Regions from separate parts of the Homo sapiens genome. Here region 2 is linked to region 1. A link is a loop called in an ENCODE intact Hi-C map of the cell type or tissue named here. Cell type or tissue: B cell. All regions are shown on one strand. Each heading gives the region's core, and the rest is flanking DNA. Links, peaks and the distances in the headings are about the cores only. Region 1 holds the start of TRP-CGG1-2 (tRNA-Pro (anticodon CGG) 1-2). Region 2 holds the start of MMP25 (matrix metallopeptidase 25).

The links. Hi-C counts contacts between places; a loop is a spot of excess contacts. Peaks named below come from ENCODE experiments on the same cell type or tissue, not always from the same donor. Only the 100,000 strongest peaks of a DNase experiment are listed, where the experiment ranks them.
Region 2: a loop joins it to region 1, with 4 times the contacts of the local background. A loop is called at or near these places in 54 of 110 quality-filtered maps.

Annotation. Positions count from the first base shown.
Region 1 is chr16:3,162,774-3,178,177 of GRCh38, forward strand. It overlaps TRP-CGG1-2 (tRNA-Pro (anticodon CGG) 1-2), which reads left to right and starts at 9,275; the gene lies at 9,275-9,346. TRK-CTT8-1 (tRNA-Lys (anticodon CTT) 8-1) reads left to right here and starts at 2,165; the gene lies at 2,165-2,237. It overlaps TRK-CTT2-5 (tRNA-Lys (anticodon CTT) 2-5), which reads left to right and starts at 12,918; the gene lies at 12,918-12,990. It also overlaps the pseudogene TRP-TGG4-1. RefSeq lists enhancers at 8,661-8,810, 8,707-9,447, 9,121-9,190, 9,211-9,260, 9,448-10,187 and 3 more and a silencer at 12,886-12,985. In B cell, for the core only: no CTCF peak of the experiment used is centred there; DNase peaks (open chromatin) are centred at 8,178, 8,808 and 9,657; H3K4me3 peaks cover 1,660 bases; H3K27me3 peaks cover 2,393 bases.
Region 2 is chr16:3,044,605-3,051,120 of GRCh38, forward strand. It overlaps MMP25 (matrix metallopeptidase 25), which reads left to right and starts at 1,957. Exons shown (of 10, transcript NM_022468.5): 1 at 1,957-2,412; 2 at 2,811-2,943; 3 at 5,405-5,540; 4 at 5,650-5,942. The coding sequence starts at 2,314. RefSeq lists enhancers at 910-989, 2,838-3,417, 4,909-5,501 and silencers at 1,430-1,629, 1,670-1,959. In B cell, for the core only: no CTCF peak of the experiment used is centred there; DNase peaks (open chromatin) are centred at 977, 1,707 and 2,506; H3K4me3 peaks cover 1,786 bases; H3K27me3 peaks cover 2,188 bases.

The sequences.
Region 1 (15,404 bases), core at 7,780-10,279:
GAGGTTCTGTTATTTTTTTTAAGTTTATTGTCTCTCCAGGTAATTTCTATTGTTCTGTCTTCAAATTTGAGGAGTCTCCTCTTTTCTTCCATTCTGCTGTTGCCCATTCATTAAAGCTCCTTCCTTTGGTTTTGTATTTCTAGGGTGTAAACTTTCCGTTTAGTTATTCTTTATATTTTCTACTCCTTTCCTGAGACTTCATATTTTTTCATTTGCATGAAGCAGGAGTTTTAGCTGAAGCATGTTTATGGTGGCTGGTTCACCACCTTTGTCATCCCGTCAGATAGTCCAACCCCGGTATCAGTGTCCGTTGTCCGTTGATTGACATTGTTTTGTTGTTGTTGTTGTTGTTGTTTTGTTTTTTTTTTGAGACGGAGTTGCCCAGGCTGGAGTGCAGTGGTGCCATCTCGGCTCACTACAACCTCCGCCTCTGGGGTTCAAGTGATTCTCCTGCCTCAGCCTCCCGAGTAGCTGGGATTACAGGCGGGTGCCACCACGCCTGGCTAATTTTTTGTATTTTTAGTAGAGACGGAGTTTCATCATGTTGGCCAGGCTGGTCTCCAGCTCCTCACCTCAGGTGATCCACCCGCCTCAGCCTCCCAAAGTGCTGGGATTACAGGCGTGAGCCCCCGCGCCTGCGCGCCCGGCCTGATTGACATTTTCAAGCTGGGATTTTCCAGGCTTTGAGAATGACCAGGTCTGCGATGACACTCCCTGGCTGGGAGCAGGAGGGACTCCTGAGACTGCTCCCCTTGTGGACAAAGAGGAAGTTGGGCCGATGGCCGATGACGGCCAGGCCGCGAGGCTGCTGCTGGGCCCTGGGTCACAGGTCGAGGTGTCAGGCCTCTGAGCCTAAAGCTCAACCATTATAACCCCTGTGACCTGCACATATACGTGCAGATGGCCTGCAGGAGCCAAGAAGTCTGAAGAAGCCAAAAAAACCACAAAGAAGTATAACAGCCGGTTCCTGCCTTAAGTGATTAACCAACATTACAACATTCTACCACTGTGACTTGTCCCTGCCCTACCTTGGCTGATCAATCGACTTTGTGACATTCTTCTTTTGGACAATAAATCTTATGACCTCCCTACCACATACCTTGTGACCCCCTCCTCTGCTAACAATAGATAACCACCTTTTACTGTAATTTTCCATTACCTACCCAACTCCTACAAAGCAACCCCTTCCCCATCTCCCTTCGCTGACTCCTTTTTCGGACTCAGTCCGCCTGCACCCAGGTGATTAAAAAAGTTTTACTGCTTACACAAAGCCTGTTTGGTGGTCTCTTCTCACAGATGTGCTTGACAGAGGCCGCCCTGCAGTTCCTGTTCCGATCTAAGGAAGGGAAGGGGAGGCGAGGAAGAACTGGGTCCCAAGACAAGAGGGTCCATTTCGTGAGGCACACACTCAGGACAGACCCTACCCCGCTGCTCTACTCTTTCGCTTCAGTCCCTCCTTCCCGGCCTCCGCTGGCCCCCTGACCCCGCACTGATCATTAATGCAGAAGCAGCGCAGACCAGCAGCCGGGATCGCCGGTAATCCCAGCACTTTGGGAGGCGGAGGCGGGCGGATCACCGGAGGTCGGCAGTTCTGAGGTCGGCAGTTCGAGACCAGCCTGACCAACATGGAGAAACCTCTGTCATGAGCCGCTTGCCTCCACCGTGCATGCAGATCTGCAGGGGAGTGGGAAGAGGCAGGTTCTTTGGGTCATTTGAAACGGTTTGGAGATATGCAGAGGCTGGGCTCAATATTAAGTAGGAATTGGGATTTATATTGGCAGCGAAGCGTGGACCCAGGCCCCTTCGGATCCGCACTTGGGCCCCAGAGAGAGGTTGTTCCTTTCCTCCCCGCCTCCCACTCAGGACCACCCATGGCTAATGGTCCCTGACTACAAATTCCACCTGACTGGAGGCTCGGGTTTGAGGTTACACAACTCGCTGAGAAGGGGAGGATAGGGGCTCCCAGATGTCCGGAGACCCCGGCAGGGACTGTGCACCCAGCTGTCTGAATGCCAGAGGCCGGCTCCGCGGGTAGCCATCCCTGCACCACCTCCTCGGGACTAGAGTCACCACAGCCTTTGTTTTTTTGTTTTTGTTTTTGTTTTTGCAGCGCCTGTTTTGAGGATTCTGAGTATTAGGGTGGGAAGCAAGTATTATTACATCAGCCTGGCTAGCTCAGTCGGCAAAGCATGAGACTCTTAATCTCAGGGTCGTGGGCTCGAGCTCCATGTTGGGCGGAGCTTTTACCATTCTTGGTACACAGAATTCAGCATCATCGCAGGTGACCCAGTTTCCGAAGCTTGGCCCCTAACTGGAAGGTAAAGTTTCACTGAGTCCCAACTCAATCTGTGTCCCCATCAGAGGTTTCAAGGCCTCCTCCCAAATTCATCAATCTGACCACTGGACTGCTGTGTTATCTCTCACAGCCGGTGTCCGAGAACCAGAGTCTCTTAGGGAAAAGGAATAGGAGATTTGCACCCCAGGAAGTTCTGTCTGCTCACCCTAGGCTGGGGTAGAGAACCTGGATCCCTTTACGTTAGCACAAGACCCAAAGTTTCCTTCCCTCCCCCAGGAGACTCAGTCCCAGGGCTGGAGGTGGATGTGCTGCTTCCAAGTTCAGCCAAGGGAGAAGGGCCCTCCCACCCAGTTCAGCTGAGACTGTGGGTCAATGTAGGGGCCAGCCCTACAGGGTCTGTGGGGTTTTCTCCCCATGTATGTAGATGAGAGACCATAGAAATAAAGACACAAGACAAAGAGATAAAAGAAAAGACAGTTGGGCCCCGGGGGGACCACCACCACCAAGACGCGGAGACCGGTAGTGGCCCCGAATGCCAGGCTGCCCTGTTATTTATTGGATACAAGGCAAGGGGGCAGGGTAAGGAGTGTGAGCCATCTCCAGTGATAGGTGAGGTCACGTGGGTCACATGTCCACTGGACGGGGCCCTTCCCTGTATGGCACCCGAGGAGGAGAGAGAGAGAGGAAAGACAGCTTACGCCATTATTTCTGCATTTTAGAGGCTTTTAATACTTTCACTAATTCTGCTACTGCTATCTAGAAGGCAGAGCCAGGTGTACAGGATGGAACATGAAAGTGGACCAGGAGCGTGACTGCTGAAGCACAGCATCACAGGGAGACGGTTAGGCCTCCAGACCTGACTAATGTCAGGCCCTCCACAGGAGATGGTGGAGTAGAGTCTTCTCTCTAAACTCCCCCGGGGAAAGGGAGACTCCCTTTCCCGGTCTGCTAAATAGCGGGTGCTTTTCCTTGGCACTGACGCTATCACTAGACCACGGTCTGCTTGGTAACTTCCGTCTTCCCAGACGCTGGCGTTACCGCTAGACCAAGGAGCCCTCTGGTGGCCCTGTCTGGGCATAACAGAAGGCTCACGCTTGTCTTCTGGTCACTTCTCACCATGTTCCTCCAGCTCCTATCTCTGTATGGCCTGGTTTTTCATAGGTTATGATTGTAGAGCGAGGATTATTATAATATTGGAATAAAGAGTAATTACTACAAACTAATGATTAATCATACTTATATATAGTCATATCTATGATCTATATCTAGTATAACTCTTGTTATTTTATATATTTTATTATACTGGAACAGCTCGTGCCCTCGGTCTCTTGCCTCGGCACCTGGGTGGCTTGCCGCCCACTGGTCAACATGGAGAGACCACCTCCCACCTGCTCCACAATCCCCCGGCTAACTCAGGCTCTTGGGAGAGACACCAGGGCCCCAGAAACCAGTATGACCCAGCCATTACTTATCTCTCTCAGTGTTTGGATGGTGGCCCTTGTTATTAGGAGACCAGGAGTGCAGCCACCCAGTCCCTCCAAAACATGCCTAACAGGTTTTTTGGAGGCGAAGGCAACCCTGTGTAGGATGTTAATCCACCATAAAGATTTCTCATTAATCCCACTTCTGGGACAGCCTCTAAGTATTCCAGTTCATCTATTGTTTCTTGTGTAAGACTAACCATAAATTCTGCCCTTAGGTCAAAACAACCTTGCTGCTATTGCATTTACCATAAATCTTGCCCTTAAGCAAGTGCCTTAAACATTCCTTGTGAAGCACATACACCCTTTCCCTGTGGTATGTAGACCCTGGGTCTGGGCGGTAAAGGCATGGAGACCCACTATCTTGTCTCCCTGCCACGAGAGACCCAGAAGTGGATTCTGTTCATAAGTCCCTAATAAATGTTTCTTTCCTAAGAAAGATGATTTGTCAGTGTTTTTCTTCAGCCTGGCACCTTCCTTGGACTCTGGGTGTAGGTTTGCATTATGGTTGTAACCAGCCAAGGTGTGTCTTTGGAATGGGAGTCAAACCTTGATCTCTGGGCTTTAGAGTGGCTTTGGACACATTTCCCAGTGGGGGTGCTGAGGCAGTCTGGGGGCCCTGAGGAAGGCAGATCAGAGGCTGGGACAAAAGGCTACAGGCACCTCACCAGCGCAGGTCCCAATAATGCAGCACCATCGCCTCAGCCTCTGGTCAGAGTTCGAATCCCACCTCGAGGATGTTGGCTCTTGGGGCCTTATAACCATGACCTTGTGTCACAGCGATACATGGGGAATGGGGTTGGGGTCACTTGTATCCTTGGCCTGTGAGGGTTGCAGAGCCAGGGGTGGATTGCGGACTGGTGCCCACTCTTCTGTCCGAAGCTATCAATCCTGGACATTTTTCAGGGAGGGGATAGGGCTATCCTGTGATTGTCATTGAGTCTTTTTAGAAAGATTGGAGCTATCAGGCCGGGCGTGGTAGCTCACGCCTGTAATCCCAGCACTTTGGGAGGCCGAGGCGGGCGGATCACGAGGTCAGGAGATCAAGACCATCCTGGCTAACACGGGGAAACCCCGTCTCTACTAAAAATACAAAAAATTAGCCGGGCGTGGCGGCGTGCGCCTGTAGTCCCAGCTGCTGGGGAGGCTGAGGCAGGAGAATGGCGTGAACCCAGGAGGCGGAGCTTGCAGTGAGCTGAGATCACACCACTGCACTCCAGCCTGGGTGACAGAGCAAGACTCCGTCTCAAAAAAATAAAAATAAATAGAAATAAAAAAAAAAAAGAAAGACTGGAGCTATCAAATAAAGGCTGAACTAGGTATATTCCAAGAGTACAAGGTTGGCCTAAATTCAAGAAAATTATCAAAATAATTCATCATATTAACAGAATAAAAAAGAAGCTATGTGGTGATCTTAATGTTTGGAAGGGCGCTTGATGCAATTCACACCTGCATTAATCGTTTGTTTGTTTTAGAGGCAGAATCTTGCTCTGTCACCCAGGCTGGAGTGCAGTGGTGCAATCTCCACTCACTGCAACCTCCACCTGCCGGGTTCAAGCAATTCTCTCTGCCTCAGCCTCTCGAGTAGCTGGAGTAGCTAGGATTACAGGTGCCCACCACACCAGGCTAATTTTTGTATTTTTAGTGGAGTTGGGGTTTCACTATGTTGGCCAGGCTTCTCTCGAACTCCTGACCTCAGGTGAGCCTCGGCCTCCCAAAATGCTGGGATTACAGGCATGGGCCACCGTGACCAGCCAGAATCTTACTTTGTTACCCAGGCTGCAGCATGGTGGTGAGAACACAGCTCACTGCAGCCTCAACCTTCTCAGCTCAAGCAATACTCCCACCTCATGCACCAGCTAATTTTTTTGTGTGTTTTCTGTAGAGATGGGGCCTCACTATGTTGCTTAGGCTGGTCTCAAACTCCTGAGCTCAAGGGATCGTCTTGTGAGACATTGCGTCCAGCCAATTATTTTCCTTCTTTGCTTCAACTCCCATCAGTTACCAGTTCCTGGACTGGAATGCTGTTCTTCCTCCTCTTTCTTGACTGGCCCCGTATTTTCTCTCCTGTCTCAGCTTAAATGTCACTCCTAGACTCATTGTTCCCATGTCAGGAACTCATCTATATATGACAACACCCTTATGACAGCCTGTAATTTTTGAAAGTCTATTCATTTTATTTTATTTTTCCAAGACAGGGTCTTGCTTTGTTGCCCAGGCTGGAGTGCAGTGGTGTGATCGTAGCTAACTGCAGTCTCAGCCTCCTGGACTCAGGAATTCTCCTACCTCAGATTTCCAAGTAGCTGAAACAACAGACTTGTGCCACCACACCCAGCTAATTTTATTTATTTATTTAGATGAAGTCTTATTCTGTCACCTAGGCTGGAATGCAGTGACGTGAACTCAACTCATTGCAACCTCCACCTCCCGGATTCAAGCGATTCTCTTGCCTCAGCCTGCCGAGTAGCTGGGATTACAGGCGTGTGCCACCACGCCAGACTATTTTTTGTATTTTTAGTAGAGACAGGGTTTCACCATGCTGGCCAGGCTGGTCTTTAAGTCCTGACCTCTAGTGATCCACCCGCCTCAGCCTCCCAAAGTCCTGGGGTTACACGCATGAGCCACCGTAGCCGGCCTGATTGATTTATTTAAATTTAGCTACCGGGTCTTTCTATGTTGCCCAGGATGGTCTTGAGCTCCTGGGATCAAGTGATCCTCCCTCCTCGGCCTCCCAAAATGCTGGAATTACAGATGTGCATCATTGGGCCAGCCTATTTACTTTTTATTTTAAAACAATTATAGATTCACAGTAAGTGGTCAAAAAGAAAAAAAAAAGTACAGAAAACTCTTGTGTAGCATTCACCCAGTATCCCCTAAGACTTCCATAACTGTGGCTCAGCATCAATGCCAGAAAATGAACACTGGCTGTTTTTCAAAGGTATTTTTCTTGGTTATTGTCAATCTTCACTTTGAACTGTGTGCTCTTTATTTTGTGCCTACTATTGTGCCCACCAAAAAATTAGATGCATGCTTTAACACACGACGCCTGTGATCTTTGAGAATAAAAAATTTGACTCCATGTAGATAAATCTAGACCTGACTTGTTCTTTTTCATTTTATTTTATTTTATTTTAGTTTATTTGAGACGGAGTCTTGCTCTTGTCGCCCAGCTTGGAGTGCAGTGACGTGATCTCGGCTCACTGCAACCTCCGCCTCCCGGGTTCAAATGATTCTCCTGCCTCAGCTTACCAAATATCTGGGATTGCAGGTGCATGCAGCCAAGCCCAGCTAATTTTCGTATTTTTAGTGGAGACGGAGTTTTACCATGTTGGCTAGGTTGGTCTCATTCCCGACCTCAAATGATCTGCCCGCCTAGGCCTCCCAAAGTGCTGGGATTACAGGCATGAGCCACCCTGCCCAGCTTGACTTGTTCTTTTTTGTTTGTTTGTTTGTTTTTGAGACGAAGTCTTGCTCTGTCACCAGGCTGGAGTGCAGTGGCCCCATCTCAGCTCACTGCAACCACCACCTCCGGATTCAAGCGATTCCCCTGCTTCAGCCTCCCGAGTAGCTGAGACTACAGGCATGCACCACCATGCCTGGCTAATTTTTTGTATTTTTAGTAGAGATGGGGGTTTCACCATGTTGGGCAGGCTGGTCTTGAACTCCTGACCTCGTGATCCGCCCGCCTCGGCCTCCCAAAGTGCTGGGATTACAGGCGTGAGCTACCGCGCCCGGCCGACTTGTTCTTTTTTAAAGAATTAAAATATGGTCTGGGTCTTTTACTTTGGAAGAGGGGTGTTAACTTCAGAACTGTCCTAGGTTCAGTTCAGATCCCCGCGAGGGAAGGGGATTAAAGAGAGAAGGAAGTTGAGCCTCTGAGCCCATTGCGCCCCGGAATCTGGGAGGCGGCGTGACCAGGTGCCCGGGTTCCATCCGCTGGGGCTGGGCAGCCCCCCTGCCCCCGCCCAGTACAGAGGCTCCTGCCGGGGGAGGCGTCCATCGCGTTCGCTTACTTCTCTAGACCAACAAGCGAGGGACGCGGAGACTGAGTTGGCTGCGGCCACCGGGTCCCCGGACACCGTCTTCATTCACTCCCACCCTCAGTCAAGCACCTGTACCCGCAGTCCTTTCCTAAAAGAAGAAAAACGGCCGGTCGCGCGCTGTCCAGAGTACTCAGTCCTGGATCCAGGAGGTGGCTGGCGGTGAGCTGATTTCCGGGTTCTTAAACCCGGGCCCGGGGCCCAAGGCCCCGCCTGGTGGGGTCTCATCCTGCAGTTTGAGAAACCGAAGAAGGTAGGAGAGGGAGGAAGCGCCGGCTTTGCCTGTGAAAGATTCTTTCATTCGCTCCATTCTTGTTCTTGCGCGCTGGATTTACCAGGCTAACAAACAACAGCTGATCACGGCAGGCTGGGCTCCTCTGGGACTCGCACCGGGGCCTCTCGCACCCAAAGCGAGAATCATACCTCTAGACCAACAGGCCTCGGTGGCGGGAAGCACCATCTTTGCTCCTCCACTCCCTCACCCCCCTCCCGCCCCGCGCCTTATCTTTCTGGAACCCAAGACTTCGTATTCTCCGCTCTCCATAAACGTCGATGCCAGCTCTAGGAGCGTGGCCGGGAGCCCACGATCGCGGCAGCGAGAAGCCCAACCAGAGGGGAGGAGGGAGTCCCCGGAGTGGGACAGCGCTCAGGTCTGGGGTGGGGTTGATCTAGGGCAAAATAGGGCGGGCGGCCTGTGGCGATGGGCAGGACCCTCTCGCCCACCACACGCGGAACTCGCTGGATCCTCTCCACATCCAGGCCGCGTCCACTGGCTTTCCAACCTGCTCAGGTCCTTAAAGAAGGATTCAAAAGGTGTTGCGGTATTGGCCCAACAGGATTTGACCCTGAGGCCCACTCTCACCCTAATCATAACCGCAAAACCACAGCGCCTGGAGAGAGAGTGAGAGAGAAACAGAAACGGAGCGAGTGTGTGTCGCTGTGATGCCCTTTGCCGTCGCTGCTCATCCCCAGTGACCTCCTGGAACTTTTTCAGCTCTTGCTGACAGAGGAAGACACGGGGGCAGAGCTAACGTCTGAGTCAGGGCAGAGGCGCTGGGCTCCATCCGAGGGAGGCTATGGGGGCGCCTCTGGGATGGAGCCAACCACCGGCGCAGTCGGATGAAAGGTGGGCTGGCCGCTCAGCCATCCTCCTAGGGCAAGGCCTTGGGTATGAGTCAGCAGCCCCAGGTGTGAGCGCAGACCCGGTAACCCCGGCGCAGGGGAAAATACAGCGGGGAGCCCCAGGCTGCAGGCCTGACCCTGAGCATCCCCTACCAAGCCCAGTGTGGATGGGCTCTGTCTCCAAGGGGCTGGTTCACCAGGGTCTCCCCGCAGCGACCCCAGAATTCTGCCAATCACTTGGGGACGGCGATGAGCTCTATCCACTTCGGAATCAGCCGATTTGTGCCGGATTGGTGGCAGGTGTCTGAAATGTCAGCGGAAATACACGCACGGGAGGCTCGTTGGTCTAGGGGTATGATTCTCGCTTCGGGTGCGAGAGGTCCCGGGTTCAAATCCCGGACGAGCCCTAGAAGTGGTTACTTTTCCCTTGTCATTTTAGAGAATATAGAGCTAGAAAATCGGGGACCGAGCCTGAAGCCTCAACTACCAGTCGCGTTGCTCCGCTTCAGGTCGGTCCAGGTCTGTGCCTCAGCTACAAGGGACAAGGATGCTCCTGAGGCTGGCCTGGTCGGCACTTGCCTCAGCCTCGAGGGAGTCCCGCGCCCTTCTCCTTCCCAACCCCAGACCAGAGAAGCTGTACCCTCTGCAGCCCGGGTCGCTCAGCTCCACATGGGCTCCGGGTATGGTGGAGGCCGGTGGTTGGGTTCTGAGTGATCGAGTAGTGTGCACGGTCTGGGCGGGCCCTGGAGAGCTACTCGTTCCTCGACCTCCCCTCCCCGCCCTAGAAACCCACATCTCTGCAGGCCAAGGCGGAGTCACAGATGAAGCTCGTTGAGAGCAGGTCAAAGCTGCCTGACCCGATGGCCCCCTGCTGCGCTAGCCAGGAAGGTGCCCAGGAGCCACATATGGCTCTTAAACACTTGAAATATGGCTGGTCCCCTTGAGATGTGCTGCTGTGAGTACAAAATACACATCGGGATTTTGAAGACTTCGTACCAAAAAAATAAGATATCTCATTCTCTCATTACACATGGAAATTAGATTTCGTGTCTACAGTATTGAATAATATACACACATATGAAAAACATATGTTTTATATCTAAACATATATATTTTATATGTGTTTATATATTATATGTAGTATATATGTATCATATAATTATATTAATAATATGATTATATCATAATAATATAATTGTATTATATAATTATACTTTTCTTTGAGAAGGTGTCGCTCTGTTGCCAGGCTGGAGTGCATTGGCACCATCTCGGCTCACTGCAACCTGTGCCTCCAGGGTTCAAGAGATTCTCTTTCCTCAGCTTCTGAGTAGCTGGGAGTATAGGTGGGTGCCACCACGCCTGGCTAAATTTTTTTTTTTTGAGACGGACTCTCACTGTGTCTCCCAGGCTGGAGTGCAGCAGTGCGATCTTGGTTGGCTCACTGTAACCTCCGCCTCCTGGGTTCAAGTGATTCTCCTGCCTCAGCCTCCTGAGTAGCCGGGATTACAGGCGCCCGCCACCACACCTGGCTAATGTTTTGTACTTTTAGCAGAGACAGGGTTTCACCACATTGACCAGGCTGGTCTCAAACTTCTGACCTCGTGATCTGCCCACCTCGGCCTCCCAAAGTGCTGGGATTACAGGCGTGAGCCACCGCGCCCAGCTATTTTATTATTATTATTATTATTTGAGACAGAGTCCCTGTCACCCAGGCTGGAGTGCAATGGTGTGATCTTGGCTCACTGAAACCTCTGCCTCCCGGGTTCAAGTGATTCACGTGCCTCAGGCTCCCGAGTAGCTGGGACTACAGGGACTCAACAGCACTCCCGGCTAATTTTTTGTATTTTTAGTAGAGACAGGGTTTCACCATGTTGGCCAGGCTGGTCTCGAACTTCTGACCTCAGGTGATCCGCCAGCCTCGGCCTCCCAAAGTGCTGGGATTACACGTATGAGCCGCTGCTCCCGGCCTCGGACAGTTCTTTTAGGGGTAGAGGGAAAGATGACAGGACCAGGCTCCCCATCCCTCATCTGCACCCCACAAACATGGACCCACAAAATTGAGGCTCTCAAAGGCCCCAGCTTACACATCTGTAATGTGAGGATAATGGCAATTAAAAGATTAATTCGAGTATTAAAATTTCTTCATGTTTTGGTAAAGCATGTAGAACAGTGCTTGAAGACTTCCACATTAACTCTTGGCTGCCCAGCCTATACATTTCAGACTTGCCCGATCACATGTGCCAATTCATTTAAATAAATCTAGTAAAAATAGCAACACATCCATGCACGTGTACACATAAGCGTCATCCGTCTCAAGTATCTCTTCTAATGGTTTTGTTTCTTCTTTCCAGAGCCTAGCTGATACAGCAAATCCTCCAGGTGTTTGGTATGGTGATTCACCAGCCCAAGAAGAAGTAAAAAAACGGAAAGCCCAGGTCGAAGCCCCAGTGCTGGGGCTGAACGTGAGGGGTCACCCCATACACACTCCCCTCTCGCTGCTGGAAAAACCTGCTGAGGTTAGAGCTGCCCTCAGCCCCTCCCACTTTTTCTTTTCTTTTTTAAACTGCTCGTTTCCTGTCCGGATAGCCTTCCTCCGGGCGGCAAGGCCCGACCACCACGGCAGCATAACAGCCTGCCCCAGTCTGGCTAGCTAGGTGGGTCGAGATGAGACTCCACTCCCCCCACCCCTTACTCTCAGGCATGTGACTTGAGCCCTCTCAGGCATCTCCCTTAAACCTTGGACGTAGGGTTTGAGGGGCGCCCCCTCCTGGCTGAACTCTGGGGTCCTGGAAGAAATAGGACCTCAGCGTGGAGTGAGAACAGAAGAGCCAGGAAAAACAGAGTCCACGGAGCGCCTGAAGCCGCCGCCCGCACAGCCCTGCCAAGGAGGAGACTCGAACCTGGGGAGATGCAAGTGCTGAGGGCTCAGGGGGGGATTCTTTTTTTTTTTTTTAATTTTTATTTTTTCTGAGACAGGGTCTTGCCCTGTTGCCGAAGCTGGAGTGCGATGGTGCAATCATAGCTCACTGCAGCCTCAGCTTCCCGAGTAACTGGGACTCCAGGCGCGCGCCACCACGCCCGTCTAATGTTTAAATTTTTATTTTTTGTAGAGACGGGTGTCTCGCTATATTGCCCAGGCTGGTCCCCAACCCCTGGGCTCAAGCGATCCTACCCCCTCGGCCTTCCAAAGTACTGGGATCACAGGCGTGAGCCACCGAACCTGGCTAGGGAATTCTTCTTCAGCCGAACAGCAGCGGCAAAGGCTAAGGGTCCTAGAAAGGAACGGGAAACCGTCACCTGCCCAGGTGGGACGCGAGGCAAGGAACCCAGCGCAGGAGGCCGCTGGGTCACGGAGGTTTCCTGTCTGCTTCCCGCCGTCACTGCCGGCCGCCTCCCACCTTCTCCCGGCCCCCTGCAACCCAGCCCACCCCAGCCCACCTCCCCCTGGTGGGGACACGGTTTTCTTTCCGGGGTGCCTCGCAGTTCCTGCAGTCCCTCCCTCTTCCCCACCCCCACCCCCATCCTTTGGGCAGGAGTCACAACAATTTCTTGCTCCAGTTTGGCAGCTGCGGCTCTGTGCCACACCCTCCAACGGGGCTGGATGCCCAGGGTCTGCTGCCTCCATGGGATCTGGCTGGGCTCGAAGTCGGGGCTCAGCAAAGGTATTTCGTGTGAACGAGGAATCCACGGGTCAGACCCGCTTCCACAGCCCTGAGTCGGGGCGGGTGCCAGGGCCAGTCACCCTGACACTCAGGAGGTGCCGGCCTGTGGGGCGTCCGCGGGTGGGCCTCTGACGCAGAGAAAGACCCAGATCCAGCTACCTCGGGGGCCTCCTGCTGCGCCTCGCCTTTGGGGCAGGCCTGAGGGCAACGCTTACTGCGGAGCAACTGTGTTCTACAGTGTAGTCCCGACACTGAAGACTCCTGGTCCTGGACTCTGCTGTAATCTAGAAATCCACTAAGGTAACGTTGGCGTGTCGCCCGGCTAGCTCAGTCGGTAGAGCATGAGACTCTTAATCTCAGGGTCGTGGGTTCGAGCCCCACGTTGGGCGATTCCTTTTTACTGCGAGCCTCACCCGCAAGGATAGCATTGTGAGTTTCTGTTCCAACTGGGTCAATTTTCTTCTCTCAGCCATCTGCCCCTGGCGATGCAAGATTTGGTGAAAGCAGATGCCTGCTCATCCCAGGAAACCATCCTGGAGTGGGGTTTCACTACTCCTGACCTCAGGTGATCTACCTGACTCAGCCTCCCAAAGTGCTGGGATTAAAGACGTGAGCCACCGCGCCTGCCCTGAATTTCCTCTTCTTGTAAGGACTCCAGTCATATTGGATTAAGGCCCATCCTAATAACCTCATTTTGTCTTAATTACCTCTTTAAATACCCAGTCTCCAAATACAGCCACATTCTGAGGGACTGAGAGTTAGAACTTCAACATATGGATGGTGGACAGTCACAACTCAGCTCATTAAAGTGAACATTGTGTACATGGTTTAGTATGAACATATGTCTTAAATTTCCTTGAGCATAGGAGTGGAATTCCACTTAGGAATGGAATTTTGGGGTCATTTGGTAGTTCTGTGTTTAACATTTTGAGGCTATTATTCACAGTGGCTGGATTATTTTATATTCCCACCAGCCTGACTGAGGGCTCGTGTCCTAGAAAAGTAGTAATAGATTTACATAGATATTTTGCATCAAAAAATATTTATTCTGAGATTATACTTAAAAACCAGGAAACAGGCTGGGCGCGGTGGCTCACGCCTGTAATCCCAGTACTTTGGGAAGTCAAGGTGGGTGGATCACGAGGTCGGGAGTTCGAGACCAGCCTGGCATGGTAAAACTTCGTCTGTACCAAAACCACAAAAATCAGCTGGGCGTGATGGTGCGCGCCTGTAGTCCCAGCTACTGGAGAGGCTGAGGCAGAAAAATCGCTTGAACCCGGAAGGTGAAGGTTGCAGTGAGCCGAGATCGCGCGCCACTGCACAGCAGCCTGGGCAACAGAGCGAGACTCCGTCTCAAAAAACAAAACAAAACACAACAAAAAACAAATGGAAACAATCTACTTGCCCCAAAATAGGGCATAGATTAAATGAAATTATCATAAATCCAAAATGGAGGATAATGTCATAAAAAATAATGTTATATAATGATGATCCCATGTGTGTAAAACTCTAGAAAATGCAAAATAATACAGTGACAGAAAGCAGAGAGTGACGGACTGCCAAAACTTACCAAATTGTACACTTTTTTTTTTTTTTAAATGGAGTCTCACTCTGTTGCCCAAGCTGGAGTGCAGTGGCGCGATCTCGGCTCACTGCAGCCTCTGCCTCCCAGGGTTAAGCGATTCTCCTGCCTCAGCCTCCCGTGTAGCTGGGAACAGGCACGTGCCATCACACCGAGCTACTTTTTGTATTTTTAGTAGAGACGAGGTTTCACCATGTTGGCCAGGCTGGTCTCCAACTTGTTAGATATGAGTTCCAAATTTCTTTTCAAAGATTCAATATGTCAGTATGTTCAATTCTTTACCTTCTACTTTTAAACTTAACTTCCTCATAAAGCAACCTTTTTCAATTACCTACTCCACCCTGACTCTTTCGATTACCTGCTCTGTAATAACCATTTTTCCCGCCAAACCATTCGCTCCGTCACTCTCTTTAAATTATCCAATGGCAATTAGTTTAGCCTGTGCGGTCTAACCCTAGCCAATAGGGGAATGACACAGCAGCAGGGGCCACGTGCGAAAGGGATAAGAACCCCTTCCCCTCCCTTGTCCAAGTGTGCTCTCACCATTGCTCCATCTGTAAGGGCGCACCCTTCTATAGAAGTACCTTGCCTTGCTGAGAATTAAAAACAAAATTTTATATTTTCGGGCTATTTCTTTTGCGGCACCGAAACTTTGTATATAACAAACTCCTGACCTCAAGTGATTCGCCCACCTCCGTCTCCTGAAGTGTTGGGATTACAGGTGTGAACCACCGTGCCGGGCCTACAACCGGCAATTCTTGATCCTTCACACCGACTCTCGCTGTCCTCCAAGATTTTTCCTCTTTACCTATAGAGTCTCCAGGACTCGATCCCCAATCCCTTGCAAGCCCTGCAGGGAAACTGGAGGGCACTGGCTTCCCCACCTTTACTCCCCACAGTTGCTCCTCAGGACCACAGGAACGGAAGGGACCAAGCCCCTAACCTAGAATGTTAGTGATTTTAGAAGGAAAAAACTTTGGGCTTATTCAGGACTAGAACCTGAGATCTCTTACGCCTTATGTGAAAAGCATGCCTGAATCAGGCTTGACGGCACATTCCTATAATCCCAGAACTTGGGTAGTCTGAGAAGGGAGGATTACTTGAGCCCAGGAGTTCAAGACCAGGCTGGGCAACCAAGAGGGACCCCATCTCTACTATTGCTACTGCTACTACAAAAAATAAATTGCCAAGAATTGTGGCTCAGCCTGTAGTCTCAGCTAC
Region 2 (6,516 bases), core at 277-2,776, 130 kb before region 1:
GTTGAGCCTAGGAGTTCAAGAAAGCCCTGAGCAACACAGGGAGGCCCCGTCTCTACCAAAAGAAAAGAAAAAGAAAAAAAAAAAAGAAAGAAAGAAAAAACATGGGCATGGTGGCTTGGGCCAGTTGTCCCAGCTACTTGACAGGCTGAGACAGGAGGATTGCTTGAGCCTAGGAGTTCCAGGCTGCGGTGAGCTATGATCATGCTACTGCTGCACTCCAGCCTGGGAGACAGAGCGAGACCCTGGCTCAAAACAAACAAACAAACAAAAAAACCAAAACCAACCAAACAAACAAAAAAAACAAACCAGAGAGAGAAGAAGAATTTGTATGTTAAAGCCCTAACCCCCAGTACCTCAGAATGTGATTATAGTTAGAGATAGAGCTGATAAAAAAGTGACTAACTTAAAATGAGGCTTTTAGGGTGGCCCCGATGATTGACTTCTTACAAGAGGTCAATGACCAGGCGCGGTGGCTCACGCCTGTAATCCCAGAACTTTGGGAGGCCGAGGCCGGCAGATCACGAGGTCAGGAGATGGAGACCATCCTGGCTAACACGGTGAAACCCCGTCTCTACTAAAATACAAAAAAATTAGCCGGGCGTGGTGGCGGGCGCCTGTAGTCCCAGCTACTCGGGAGGCTGAGGCAGGAGAATGGCGTGAACCAGGGAGGCGGAGTTTGCAGTGAGCCGAGATCGCGCCACTGCACTCCAGCCTGGGCGACAGAGCGAGACTCCGTCTCAAAAAAAGCAAAACAAAACAAAACAAAACAAAACAAAAGAGGACGATACTTCTGGGGTGTGCAAGCGCAGGGGGACGGCCGTGTGGGGAAACAGCAAGAGGACGCCCATCTGCCTGCCCAGGAGGAGGCATCCGGAGAAACTAGCCCCTCAGGCACCTTGATCTTGGCCTTCCAGTTTCCAGAACTGTGAGAACGTAAACTTCTGGTTGAGCCTCCCAGTCCTTGGTGTTTTGTTCTGGCGGCCCCAGCGAGCGGGCGCGGGATCGCAGTGTTTGCCTTTGCATCTCCAGCTCCGCATCCTGCTCGCTGTTTATTTTGTGAGCAGCTCCGGCGGCTGCCCCTGAACTGCTCCGAGACTGAGCAGTTTAACTCACACTCGCCCACCCGCCCTCCCCAGGAAGCCTCCCGCCCGCTTCCTCCAGTTCCTTCCCCACCTGTCCGGCCTCCTAGCCCGGTGCTCTCGGCGCGGGAGGAGGCGGCTCGCAGACCCCCAGGTCTCGGCTTCCCGGATCTCCCCCGCCTACTCACTCCCCGGTCCCCGGCTCCCGGCACTGGCAGGCGCTGTGGCTTCCGCGCAGTGGCTGCAGCATTTAAATGTCCGGCACTTAGGGAGAGGGGTGCAGTCGCGGAGCAGCCGCTGCTCCCGGCATCTAGAGGGGCCCAAACCCCCGCGTGCCCAGGCCGAGCCCCGCGCGCAGCCCACGTGGGCTGAGGGACTGAGTATTGGCCCTCGGGCAGCTGCAACCGCGCACAGCTGGAGCTGGCGGGGCGGAGGGCGGGCCGGGACCCCGCGGGGAAGGAGGCTTCCTTCCCAGCCTCCTGCTGCCCGGAAATCCCCCCGGCTCTCAGACAACCTGCCCCACGGGGTCCTGGGGGGAAGGAGAGGGGCGGGATACAGGGATGGGGAGGGCTGGCTGAGCCGAAGGCCCGGGCCGCCCTCCCCCAGGCCGCGCGGCTTCGAGAAAGCAGAAGCGAGCCCTGCCCCGGGGAGTCCCACAGGAGCGGGGATCTGGGAAGAGAAACTTGCGGACGAGGGAGTTAGAGCCGTGGACCCCCGGCCCCCGCCCGGGCGTCCTGCGTCGGAGGAGGGTCTCTGGGTCGGGCAGGGGCCACCTCTTGGCCCGCCCCTTGTCGCTGGACGTCCGAAGATTGGGCCATTTCCCTTGCCGCGCCCTTACCGCATATCGGGGTGCGCCCGGCCCGGCCCGGCCCGCCCCACCCAGCCCTCCGCTCGCGCCCGGAGAGGAGGGGCCGCTGGCGCAGCGCCCCGGGACCCCGAGAGGCCGCCGCGGCACATCCAGACCTCCGCCGCTCCCGCGCCCTCTCAACCATCCTGGGATTCCCGGGCCCACCCGACCCAGCGGCGCGACCCTGGCCCTCCGGGACCCTCCGCTGACTCCACCGCGCACTTCCCGGGACCCCCACACACATCCCAGCCCTCCGGCCGATCCCTCCCTACTCGGTGCCGGGTGCCCCCCGCCCTCTCCAGGCCCGGATCTCCTCCCCCAGGTCCCCGGGGCGGCCCCAGCCAGGCCCCCTTCGAACCCCGCCGGCGGCCCGGGCTGGGGCGCACCATGCGGCTGCGGCTCCGGCTTCTGGCGCTGCTGCTTCTGCTGCTGGCACCGCCCGCGCGCGCCCCGAAGCCCTCGGCGCAGGACGTGAGCCTGGGCGTGGTGAGCGCGGGGTCCGCAGGCTCCTGGGGTCTGCAGAGAGATTGGGAGAGGGAAGCCGGGCCCGGACTCCTGGGTCCGGAGGAGGCAGGGGCCAGATTCCAATATCCAAAGAGTGACTGAGGATGGGGTCTGTGCTCCCGGCTTCTTGGGTCTGTCGGGAAGTTTGGGGCTGGGATTTGGAGCTCTGGAAAGGAGCTGAGGTGCGGAGCTGAAGTCCAGACAAGACTGGCAAACCCGGGACTGAAGCGGGGACCTATGGAGGGGAGCAGGCAGGCATCCGGGGCTGGGGCCCTGGGCTCTGGGTGCCTGGGAGGGGCAGGGCTGCCAGGATGGTGGTGGGCAGAGAGAGCCCATACTTTTCACCCAGCCCGCTTCACCTGCCCCCTCCGATGCCCTAGGACTGGCTGACTCGCTATGGTTACCTGCCGCCACCCCACCCTGCCCAGGCCCAGCTGCAGAGCCCTGAGAAGTTGCGCGATGCCATCAAAGTCATGCAGAGGTTCGCGGGGCTGCCGGAGACCGGCCGCATGGGTAGGTGGCCCCCACCCCTCCCCAGCCCTGCCTCTGCACCCAGCCTGTCCACCGCCCAACAGCCTTTAGACCTCAGTGTGCTCCTGGAACACGGAGCTGTGAAGATGCTGATCTCAGGCCCCAAACCCAGAGGGCCTCAGGCGTTCATCTTTCCATAAGCATTTATCAAGAACCTGGTGGCTCATGCCGGTAATCCCAGGGTTTTGGGAGGCGGAGACTCAAGGATTGCTTCAGGCCAGGAGTTTGAGACCAGCTTGGCCAACAAAGTGAGACCCCCCCACTCTCCAAGGATTTTTTTTTTTTTTTTTTGAGACGGAGTATCCCTCTTTTTGCCCAGGCTGGAGTGCAATGGTACCATCTCGGCTCACCGCAACCTCTGCCTCCCAGGTTCAAGTGATTCTCCTGCCTCAGCCTCCTGAGTAGCTGGGATTACAGGCACGCACCATCACACCAGGCTAATTTTGTATTTTTAGTAGAGACGGGGTTTCTCCATGCTGATCAGGCTGGTTTCGAACTCCTGGCCTCAGGTAACCCGCCGGCCTTGGCCTCCCAAAGTCCTGGGATTACAGGTGTGAGCCACCGTGCCCAGTCCTCTAAGGATTTTTTTAAATTTAGCTGAGTGTAGTGGCATAGGCCTGTGGTCCCAGCTACTCAGAACGCTGAGATGGGAAAATTGCTTAAGCCCAGAAGTTCAAGGCTGCAGTGAGCTATGATTGCACCGTTGCACTCCAACCTGGGCAACAGATGGAGACCCAGTCTCTAACCAAATATACTTTGAGCATCTCTTAGATGCCACGCCCTTTCAGCTCCAATGGTATAGTGATAAATAAAGTAGGTAAGGTTCCTGCTCTCATGGAGCTAACTTTCTCGAGGGAGAGAGAGAGAGACAGATCAAGAACATAAATATGAAAGATAATTTCAGATGGCGGTGAGTGTTTAGAAAAAAATAAAATGCTATTGGCATTGAGGGGCTGGTCTGGTTAGGGCAGGTCCCTCTGAAAAGTGTCATATGAGCTGAGACCACAAAGAGGAGGAACCAGCCATGGGAAGATGTGGAAGAAGAGTGTCCCGGGCAAGTGCAAAGACCCCACGGCACGCAGAAGCTTGTGTGCCTGGAGCAAAAGGAGCATTGAAGAGCTCTGGCGAGAGGCCTCAGCCAAGGGCCCTGAAAGGTGATTAGGGTTGATTCCAAGGGTGATTAGCAACCACCTAAGTGTTCTCAGAAGGGAAGCAATTCAGAACTTGGTATGACTTGCAATTTTTTTTTTTTTTTTTTTAGACAGAGTCTCACTCTGTGGCCCAGGCTGCAGTACAGTGGCGCAATCTCGGCTCATTGCAATCTCTGCCTCCCGGGTTCAAGTGATTCTCCTGCCTCAGCCTCCTGAGTAGCTGGGACTACAGGCATCCGCCACCATGCCCAGCTAATTTTTTTGTATGTTTAGTAGAGACAGGGTTTTGCCATGTTGGCCAAGCAGGTCTCGAACTCTTAGCCTCAAGCGATCAGCCCACCTTGGCCTCCCACAGTGCTGGGATTACAGGCATGAGCCACCGTGCCCGGCTTTGACTTGCAGTTTTAAGCTTCCTCTGGGTCCTGATGGAGAATGGAAGGCAGGAGCCCTGAGACCAGGCAGAAGACGGCTGCGGAGTCCACACGAGGGATGGTGGCAGAAGGATGGGTGGCATATGTGGCCAGAAGTAGTTGGATTCGGGGTGTATATTTTGGAGGCAGGGCCGAGGAACTCTTCTGTGGGGTTAAGTGGGCAGGAAGAGGGAATTTGAAGGATCTGGCTCACTACAAGGAAAGGTAGGCCCTGTGTCTGTCCTGGTGACTCACAAACAGCCTAGAACAGTGTCTGGCATCTATATGTCCTTCATCACTATTTGCCGCCTCAATAAATGAGGCGCAGTTTGACCTTAATTTGGAGATGAGGCTACTGGGGATGGAGCCCAGCTGGGAAAGGGGACCCCAGAGAGACCTAACCCAGGAGGGGGTGGCTTGCCACAGGAGGCCAGAGACCCAGCCGGCCTGGGCACTTTGGACCTAATCTGGGTTTGAGGAGAACTTGGCAGTGATGGTGTGAGGCCTGCACAGCTCCCAGGGGGTTCCAGCCTCAAAGGGTCCTCACTGCATACCCAGGGCTCCTTTCTCCAGAGTCCGCCCACCAGGGCCCAGGGAAGCTGGATGCAAAATCCTGGCCTGAGCCTCTGAGCATCACCTGCATGCAGCCAGTTTGTCCCAGGCCAGGTGACGCCACTCCAAAGGGCAGTAGGAATGGCTTGGTAGGAGCTGGCTTCCAGAGACAGACTGCCTGGGTTCAAACCTGGGCTGTGGGGCCTTCGAGGGCACATTTCTTGAGCCCTCTGAGCCTCAGTTTTCCCATGTAGAAAGTTGACTGGTGCTATGATTAAGGCAGGCTCTCCTATTGTGGACACACCCCCCACCGCCAAATGTCTCCCGCAGACCCAGGGACAGTGGCCACCATGCGTAAGCCCCGCTGCTCCCTGCCTGACGTGCTGGGGGTGGCGGGGCTGGTCAGGCGGCGTCGCCGGTACGCTCTGAGCGGCAGCGTGTGGAAGAAGCGAACCCTGACATGGAGGTAGGTCCTGGGGCCCACCCGCACCCTGGCCCTGCCTGCTGGGCTCCGGCTTTGAATGGCTGCCTGCTCCCTCCACGGCCACCCTTACACCTCACTCCCCTCTCCCCAGGGTACGTTCCTTCCCCCAGAGCTCCCAGCTGAGCCAGGAGACCGTGCGGGTCCTCATGAGCTATGCCCTGATGGCCTGGGGCATGGAGTCAGGCCTCACATTTCATGAGGTGGATTCCCCCCAGGGCCAGGAGCCCGACATCCTCATCGACTTTGCCCGCGCCTTCCACCAGGACAGCTACCCCTTCGACGGGTTGGGGGGCACCCTAGCCCATGCCTTCTTCCCTGGGGAGCACCCCATCTCCGGGGACACTCACTTTGACGATGAGGAGACCTGGACTTTTGGGTCAAAAGGTAAAATCTCCTCTCTTATGAGAGATCCTCTTGCCAGGTCTGGTCTTAAGAATAAGTTTTCTGTTGTGTGTTTTGTTTTGTTTAAGAAACAAGGTCTTGCTCTGTTGCTCAGGCTAGAGTGCAGTGGTGCAATCATAGCTAACTGCAACCACGAACTTCTGGCTCAAGCAATCCTCCCACCTCAGACTCCAGAGTAGCTGGGATCACTGGTGCACACCACCATACCTGGCTATTTTTTTTGTTTGTTTTTTTTACTTTTTGTAGAAACAGGGTCTCATTATCTTGCTCAGGCTGGAGTGCAGTTGCACGATCACGGCTCACTGCAGCCTTCACCTCCTGGGCTCAAGTGATCCTCCCTCCTCAGCCACCACGTAGCCAGGACCACAGATGTGCACCACCACACCTGGCTAGTTTTAAAACTTTTTGTAGAGATGGGGCTTCACTATGTCACCAGGGCTGGTCTTGAACTCCTGGGCTCAAGTGATCCTCCCATCTTGGTCTCTCAAAGCATTGGGATTATAAGCATGAGCCACCACTCCTGGCCAATAATTAGGTTTAAATTATATTTACTGAT